2 separate regions of the Homo sapiens genome follow, and region 2 is linked to region 1. Evidence: chromatin contacts called from ENCODE Hi-C or POLR2A ChIA-PET data. All regions are on one chromosome and are shown on one strand. The core of a region is the stretch at or near the end of the contact, and the rest is flanking DNA. Distances in the headings are between cores, read along the strand shown. Region 1 overlaps LINC02377 (long intergenic non-protein coding RNA 2377). Region 2 overlaps LINC02377 (long intergenic non-protein coding RNA 2377).

Region 1 (4,402 bases), core at 1,092-3,591:
CAGCACTCAAGTCTTTCATTGCAGTTTTTTATTTGTTTGTCTTTCCATTTTCAGAGGTACCAAAGACTCCATTAATACTTTAATTTCAACTGTGTATGGAATTTAATTTATATAAGTCATATTATTAATATTAAAACGAACATATTTCTTCTGCTAATACTTAAGTGTCCCAAGCATAACAACATCATTAAGTGAAGTAATTATTACATTATTTTTAATATTTTTATAATGGTAGAATATTTAAAAGTTTATTTTTTCCTGGGAGTCCAGAATAATGTAGAATTTACATGGTTTATAATCATATCAACATTGTGCTGCCCTTTGTAGGTTAACTCCCAGGGAAATCAAGTAGCCTAATTCCTGGCCTTTATGGGACAGTACACCTTGGGGATAGGCAAGGCATAATTTTTGCATACAAATGTAAGGACCTTGTCTGCTGCTTTGCTTCCTTAAGAGATTACAACTGCCTACAACCTGAGAAAACACTCAAGCCCTCCAATTGCAAAGTCATGTATTATCTGTGTGCCCAACAATTTTGGAACGGCAGCATCCTCAAATAACCACGTCTGTTCCCTATTAGAAAATAAGGGTATAAATATCAAGAATATTTCATCCCAACCATCTCCTCTTGGTAGAACTGTAAAGCACAATGACTTCCTGATTTCCTCTGCTAAACCCCTCATTCCACAACCTCTTCTCTCTTCATACCACTGCCAGCCACGCCTTTCTAAATGAACATCCTTGCTATGATTTAGGAACTGCCTGCAGCTTCTTGACATCCCTCCCTGTTCCCATGTAGGTGGTCAGAGTCCTGTCTTCACTGAACCTTCTTTGGAAGATTCTCCATGATCCATTACACAACTTAATTCTTAACTATCCACTAAGTTCCACTCCCTCTTGCAACCCTGCTTCATGCCCTTAAGGCCAGGTTCTTTGGTATGTTTTAAATAATTCACTGAGTAACTTAAAGAGCACGATAAAGTTAAATATCTGTTATAAGTAAAGTTTCGGTACCACAAAAGAAATAGCACTCAATATAAAATTTTCTTTTTTTTTTCTTCTTGGCAAGGCTGTTTACTTCTATAGGGTGGTTCACCCTCACAGATGGAGCAAAGGTGAGAGCACATCTCGACAAGGGAGGAAAAGGGGGTCTTATTCCTGATGCACGTGTCCCCTGCTGCTGTGTCATTCCCCTATTGGCTAGGGTTAGACCACACAGGCTAAACTAATTCCGACTGGCTAATTTAAAGAGAGTGACAGGGTGAGTGGTTTGGCGGGAAAAATGGTTATGGCAGAGCAGGAAATCGGAATGAGTCAGGGTGGAGAATGAACAGGTAATCAGAATGAGTCAGGGTGGAGCAGGTAATTGGAAAAGCTTGCTTTACAAGGAAGTCAAGTTTAAAAGTAGAAGGTAAAGAATTGAACATATTGACGTATTGATTCTTTGAAGAGAAAGTTAGAACTCATATCTAACATACCTAAAACAAAGTATGTTTTATCTTTCCAAGAAAATTCAGTAGTGATCTTTTGTATATATTTTCTGCATTTGCTGTGAAGCAAAAAATATATATGTAATGTGTGTGTGTGTGTGTGTGTAAAACGAAACCTACTGAACCAATGGAAGAAATGTCAGACCTAATAAGAGAGGATGGAAATTAAGTCTGTATAAGGCATGTAAATAGTCTTTGAGCAAAAATTACCCCATGAGGCACAACATATCTGTGTCACTCATGTATTCTAAATTATTTGCTTATATACACTGAGTAAATGATCATTAAAAGATATGTTTGGTATACATAGAGTATTCATTGATTGACTTGGCTTCTAGTTCTGCCTCTGCTATTAAGAAGCTATTTTGTCTTAGAAGTATCCTGTAACTTTATTGGGGCTTAGTTTTCACATCTGTAAAAGAAAGGGGACCAGTTAAATGATTCCAAAAGCTCCTTCTATATCAACTACTTTATAATTAATTTCAATATTAGAACAAAGATATTGAAATACGTGTTGTAGCAGGTCAAGCCCAGAAAAAACCTCTCAGACACCAAGTTGTAGAAGGAAGGGCTTTATTCAGCTGGGAGCATCAGCAAGCTACTGTCTCAAAATCCGAGCTCCCTGAGTGCACAATTTCTGTCCTTTTTAAGGGCACACAACACTAAAGATTTCACATGAAAGGGTCATGATTGATTTGAGCAAGCAAGGGGTACGTGACAAGTGCTGCATGCACCGGTGGTCAGAGAGAAACAGAACAGAGCAGGGAGTATCACAATGTTCTCCCATACAACGCCTGAAATCTATGGGTAACATCGGGTTCTAAGTCATGAGTTGATTTTTAACTACTAGGTTTAGGCCAAGCAGGCCCAGGCCCAGTTTTGGGCCTGGCGCCGGGCTGCCTGTCTTTGGTTTCACTTCCTCGTTTTTTTCTTAAAACAGGTACTGAGTATAAAACAATATGAGAGGGTCTCTCTCTTCCCTCAGTGTGACAGATAATTCAGGCAGTAATCTGTGTATACCTAGAAATAGTGAAGGAGTTAAAAAAGCAGAATCAGCTTTCAAATTGGAGCAGAGCTGGCTTCACATTAACTGTCCTATCACTTGAGGTCAGGAGTTTGAGACCAGCCTCTCCAGCATGGTGAAACCCCATCTCTACTAAAAATACAAAAATTGGCCTTAGCATGGTGGTGGGTGCCTGTAGTACCAGCTACTTGGGAGGCTGAGGCATGAGAATCACTCGAACCCAGGAAGTGGAGGTTGTAGTGACTGGAATCACACCACTGCACTCCCTTCCTGGGGGACAGAGTGAGACTCTGTCTCAAAAATAAATAAATAAACAAACAAATACTCCTATCAATACACACAGCATCATGTGGAAGTCACATAAGCTTCCAGAAACTCATTTTCTTGTTATTTATTTATTTATTTATTTATTTATTTATTAAGAGAGGGTCTGGCTCTGTCACCTGGGCTAGAGTGCAATGGTGTGATCTTGGCTTACTGCAGCTTCAAACTCCTGGCCTCAAACAATACTCTTGCCTTAGCCTTCCAGGTAGCTAGGACTAAAGGCGTTCACCACCATGCCCAGCTACTTTTTCAAATTATTTAGAGAGATGGGGTTGTGCTATGTTGCCTAGGCTGGTCTGGATCTCCTGGCCTCAAGCAATCCTCCCACCTTGCCCTCCGGAAGTGCTGGGATTACAGGCATGAGTTACTGCACCCAGCCTTTCTTATTCTTTAAATTGACAAATTAACATGTGAACTCAAGATTCCAAGACAAAAATAAGTAAAATGTAGGTAGAACAACTCAGTGTATTGGTCCATAGTAACTTCTAGGTCCCTTTTAAACACTAAATGGCTGTTCCTATTCAGTTTCAAAATAGATCTAGATTATCTGAGTGCTGCAGTTAAATAGTGTAGTGACAGTGTGACAAGATACATATTTAATCTCTCACATGTAGCTTTCCTCCTGGACTACAGTATACTTTTACATTTTTGGAAAAATATATGAGGATGTAATGAATCATATGCTGACACATTTGGTAAAATACAAATATATTTGCATTTATCATTAATGTTTATGCGCAGATTTGAGGTTATTGTTTGATTTCTCATGTTAAGCTTTATGGATTTTATTATGTTAATTATAGAAATGGTAACTGCTTTAACATAAAAGTAATTAAGATGCTGTGAAGGTTACCATGTTCAATCTTTTGGTTTCGCCTTCCAGAAATTAGAAACAGAATATTGTTTATAGAGGTCCTTCACTCTTAAAATTGCATTCTTGCATTTATATTGGCCTTCAGGGAAAATGCAAGCACATTGATTTAACTTGGTTGGAGAGGACACAACATTTTTAAATGTAATTTTTGTGTTGATGTAAATGCACCCAGAGGACTAAGAGTTGATCCACACTTTAAATTAATTGGAATAAGCAAGATTCAAATTCTAAATACTTCTTTGATTACCCATGGGAAAAACCTTATTTAGTATGGGTTTGAAAATGCGCATCTTAAAACATTTTAAACAATCACTGCTAAAAATAAAACATTCTAAATTATTCTCATTATTGCAGTAATCTATACAGTATATCAAACTTTCCAAATTTTAAGTAAATTTGACAATAGCTTATTTGAAATGTATATATTAGTAAATTATTAAATAAGATTAACATGATTAACCTTGCAATATTGCAAGATTATCATGATTAACCCTGAGAGAGCTTCTCTGAAATACTTAAATAGGTAGGGTATTAAAGGCAATTCAATAGTAATCGGGATGAATAAAAGACTTGGGTTTAAGAAATTATCTTTAATCCTTGAATTGATTTAGCAAAAGTGTTCTGTCTCTGAGAAAATAAAGCAAGCAGAAAGTTAGTATTTATTGTTTAATATAGAAAGATATATGAAAG
Region 2 (4,402 bases), core at 532-3,031, 63 kb before region 1:
AAACTACCTTGTTTCAAATATGTTGAAATTGTATTTCATTTTGTGAGATTTTTCTTTTGTCAAGTTTTACTCACTAAACTTACATGTCCTTTAAGCATGTGAAAAACATTTAAAAAATATATTACCTTAGTTATTTAAATAGCATCGTTTCTTATGATGACCTTTATCAGCACTAAATTATTATTGTAACTGACCAGTCAATTATTAATATTGCTAATAAAAATAAGTAATAAGATAAATGTACCATCAGGATATATCAAAATGGCAATATTGACAAGATAGCTGGTATCAGCTCAAAATGATGCCAAATTCTGCACTTTGATTTTACTTACTATAATTATAGTAGATATCAATTATGCTGTCCTAAAAGCACAATATATTTAGCATCATCAATTAAATTATGTGTTTCATTGGTTTTAACTTGGAAACAAAACAATTTTAGTTAGTTTTTCTTTTCTTTTCTTTTCTTTTTTTTTTTTTTTTTGAGACAGGGACTCACACTGTCACCGAGGCTGGAGTGCAGTGGCACAGTCTCGGCTCACTGTCACCTGGAACTTCTGGGTTCAAGTGATTCTTCCACCTCAGCCTCCAGAGTAACTGGAACTAAAGGCACACATTACCTTGCCCAGCTAATTTTTATATTTTCTTTAGAGATTGGGTCTCACTTTGTGCCCAGGCTGTTCCCAAACTTCTGGGCTCAAGTGATTCTCCCGCCTCTGTCTCTCAAATTGCTGAGATTAAATTAAAGATGAGAGCCACTATATCCAGCCTTTATTTAATTTTTTGAGAAAAAAGTTAAAATACAATGCCTGTTGTGGATAACTTATTTTTACATCATTGAATTTATGACCCATATTTTAAGATTTAATATTATGTGAAATTGATTTTGATGCCGTTTTGCATGCTTGCTTTTTTTCATGCGTGGTAAATGTAGAAGGTGCATTTTTTCCTAATGATGAACTATTTAACAGTCTATAAGATGTAATTTGTTTCCGATTGGATCTTAGACATCGTAAATGTTGTCCATATGTACAATGCATTGTATTTACTTAGATAGACACTATTGGCCTTTTGCTCTGAAGGGAATTACAGTTCTGGCACAGCCGTTTCATTCTTTCAAGGCCAGTTTTAAAGCCTTTTTAAGGACATGTATGTTGTAGTCTTTACACTAGGGCTAATTTAGCTCCCCCATTACATTACTGTTGTTTAGGGTCTCTACTTTAAGCTCCATGTATTCGGCAAGGTCTCTCCATTCTGGCTTGTGAAGCCTTGGATGAGTCCAAGCCTTGTGTGAGCCCTTGGAATTTTTTGGCTTATAGCTCTCCAGAATATTTTCTTTTCCTGAAAATTGTTCTTCACCTGCCTATTCTACCCTCGGAGTGAACAACTTAGTATTTGGCCAAAGACTCCAAAGGTCCACAAATGAATGGAGATTTTTCTCTTTGTAGTTCCTTCCTCTTATTACTCTGTCCTGTAAGTTCCCACCATCTTAGCATTTGTCTCCTCTACTCACTGAGAGACCATCAGGTTCTCTTTGCATCCCACTTCCTTGGTCTAAAAATTGCTTAGAAGTAGAAATATGGGGTAATCAGGCAACAAAAGAAGGAATATGTGACCCATTTCCAGGAAGAAAAAAAAATCAGTAAGTAAAAAGAGATTTGGGAATCACAGAGATGATGAAATTAGCAGACAAGGACATTCAAATACCTATTGTATTACTCAGCAATTAAAGGAAATGAATCACTAATACATGTCATAACAAGGATCACCAAAGCATTGAGTGAGAGAAGCCAGACACATAAGATTACACACTACATTATCCCCTGTACTTAAAATGACAGAAAATGCAAAATCATGGGGACAGAAAACAGATCAGAGGTTGCCAAGGGCCAGAGATAGAGATACGGAATTTGTTGCAAAGGAGCAGGAAAAAACTTTGTAAGGTGATTAAATCGCTTTGGACTTTGGTGGACTTGAGAGCATTCTTAATTTGTGAAAATGTTTCTTGATTGTGGTGGCAATTACATGATTATATACCTTTGTCAAAACTTACTGAACTGAGTATGTTGAAAGAATAAGATTAATTGTATATAAATTATATTTTAATAAACCTGACTTTTTAATAAAAGGACAAAAAAGATGTAATTTGTTAACATTTGTCATGTTTAGAAAGATATGCATATTACATGGTTTATAACAGCATGCAGTCAAGAATACATTCAATGTTATATTATTAAACTAATAAAAACAATGAACATATATTTAGTACTAAGAACAGAAAGGACTACACTATATCTGAACACTCAAGACAACCTGACAAAGCAGTTGCTCTGAATCCTCATCAGTTTATTTGCTTTGACTTTTTAGTGTTACTGAATTATTCAAAAAAGGTCTATTTAAGGGAATGTAGACATTCAATACATTTTTCATCAAATAGGGCAAATTTAGTTCAAAAGATATTTTTAGAAAAATTTCTTGTGAAAATATGTTGATTCACTGACTGAAATTTATCCATACAAATATAACATTATTATTCCAATATCATTAAATAGGAAAATGAAATATTTCACACCATTTTTGTCATCAAATAGGTTATTAGTAAGCTGAATGCATATACTAGTTCAGATAGGTAGATTTTTCAGACCTTGAAAAGATATCTTTGCACTAAATTAAAGAGATGTTTGATTTGTATACATAAATACCTTAGGTTTTACTCTTTGCTTGTTAGGTCACTAATAGGTGAATGAAAAGTGAACCAACACTGTTCTTTGAAAAGCTCTAGAGTGTATGATGGACATGTTTTTCTGGTAAGCTAATCAATAATGAAATCACATTGAAAAATGATGTATGTGAAAAGGCAAATTTAGAGCTAATATAGTGCATTTTATCTTTGCTTTGCATCGTAGTTTTGAAAACCAAGTCTCTTTATGGATTAAATTTTCTTTGTTGTTCTTACAGAATAAAATGATTGTGAAAATATTTTTCTTTAAGATGACTGGTAAAGTCAAGAAAAGTTTATATATTTAAATAAAATGTAAACTCTAGGAATTACACATTTTATAGAGGAATCTACTAAAGGACAATAAATGACTAAAATAGAGACTAAAAGACTAAAATATGCCTGCAATCAGTATTTGTATTTGCAATTTATTATAAATTACCCAGCATTAATCAGCCACTGTGTACCAAGCATTCAACAGTGATGGTGAAATGTGTCAGCAGCTTTCAACTTTGATTTTTGCTCTTATAATTTTTTAGCTTGGTTTTGTTTCCCTTCCCTTTAACAGATCATTTCCTTTCCTGAGTTGGTGCCAGCATCTTGTGTATCTAGATTTCTGAGGACACTGCTTTTCAAAGTGTGCTCTAAAGATCCTTGGTTCTAAAATGGTACTGTCAGAAAGCTGCTTTCACCTATTTGAATACATACTTCTTGTTACATCTGAATTCCAACAGATGCAGTTTTTTTCTTTTTCTTTTTTTTTTTTTTTTTTTTCTGAGGTGGAGTCTTGCTCTGTTGCCCAGGCTGGAGTGCAGTGGTGTGATTTGGGCTCACTGCAAGCTCCGCCTCCTGGGTTCACACCATTCTCCTGCCTCAGCCTCCCAAGTAGCTTGGGACTACGGGTGCCCGCCACCACACCTGGCTAATTTTTTCGTATTTTTAGTAGAGATGGGGTTTCGCCATGTTAGCCTGGATGGTCTCCATCTTCTGACCTTGTGATCCACCTGCCTCAGCCTCCCAAAGTGCTGGGATTACAGGCGTGAGCCACCACTCCTGGCCCAACAGATGCAGCTGTTTGCAGGCAAGTGATACCTGATTGGTGTGAGCTTGGCCTTGGGTTTTTCTGGGAACCCAATAGAGAGAGGTGGAACAGAGGTCTAAACCTGGCAGTTGATAAAGTGGAAAGTAGATATTCCTTGGTAATAAACAATACACAAATGAACTCATTGCTATCTTGATGGAACAGAAATTTCTGCTACTTGAACACCAGAAGCTGTACCTGAGCATCAAGCATAAATTGGCTCATGAATATTGAAAAAGTAAATAGCAGTAAGCCTAAGGTCACCTAACAGGCACACTAACAGGTCACCTAACAAACAGCAGAAAACTTGTTGCTAGTGGAACAAACTTTGGAAGAGACAGGTAGCAATCTGTACAATGAAATGAGAAAAAAGAGACAGAAGTGGAGGAGGAGGTGAACATTTCAATTATAACCTTAGGAAAAATATTTATGCAATAAAGAACATATATTTAAAGTGTAATATATATGTATGTAATTGCACCAATAGAAGTTACTGTTAAGACCATGTTAGTATTCTGTAAAATCAAATAGAATAAATATTACAAAATATAAGTAAATAAAAATAATGAAGGAAAGGATGAGAGAATTGAAGAGCAATGCAG

Evidence for each region. Hi-C counts contacts between places; a loop is a spot of excess contacts on that map. ChIA-PET counts read pairs that join two places held with the same protein, here RNA polymerase II (POLR2A). Pooled maps may share reads with other maps.
Region 2: a map with no recorded cell type shows a loop between it and region 1 (7-fold over the local background). The contact joins two enhancer-like sites. A Hi-C loop is called at or near these places in 13 of 37 single-sample maps with no recorded cell type and 5 of 50 pooled maps. POLR2A ChIA-PET finds 5 or more read pairs at or near these places in 1 of 52 experiments (WTC11).

What each region holds. Positions count from the first base shown.
Region 1 is chr4:131,545,775-131,550,176 of GRCh38, reverse strand. All of the region lies in intron 3 of LINC02377 (long intergenic non-protein coding RNA 2377), which reads right to left. Among named protein-coding and RNA genes, the nearest start is that of LINC02377, 170 kb to the right of the region's middle. RefSeq lists an enhancer at 2,255-2,504. Within about 2 kb of position 2,341, at least 2 of the 41 ENCODE cell types and tissues checked have a DNase peak (open chromatin) inside an H3K27ac peak, as active enhancers do.
Region 2 is chr4:131,608,055-131,612,456 of GRCh38, reverse strand. All of the region lies in intron 3 of LINC02377 (long intergenic non-protein coding RNA 2377), which reads right to left. Among named protein-coding and RNA genes, the nearest start is that of SNHG27, 150 kb to the left of the region's middle. Within about 2 kb of position 1,781, at least 2 of the 41 ENCODE cell types and tissues checked have a DNase peak (open chromatin) inside an H3K27ac peak, as active enhancers do.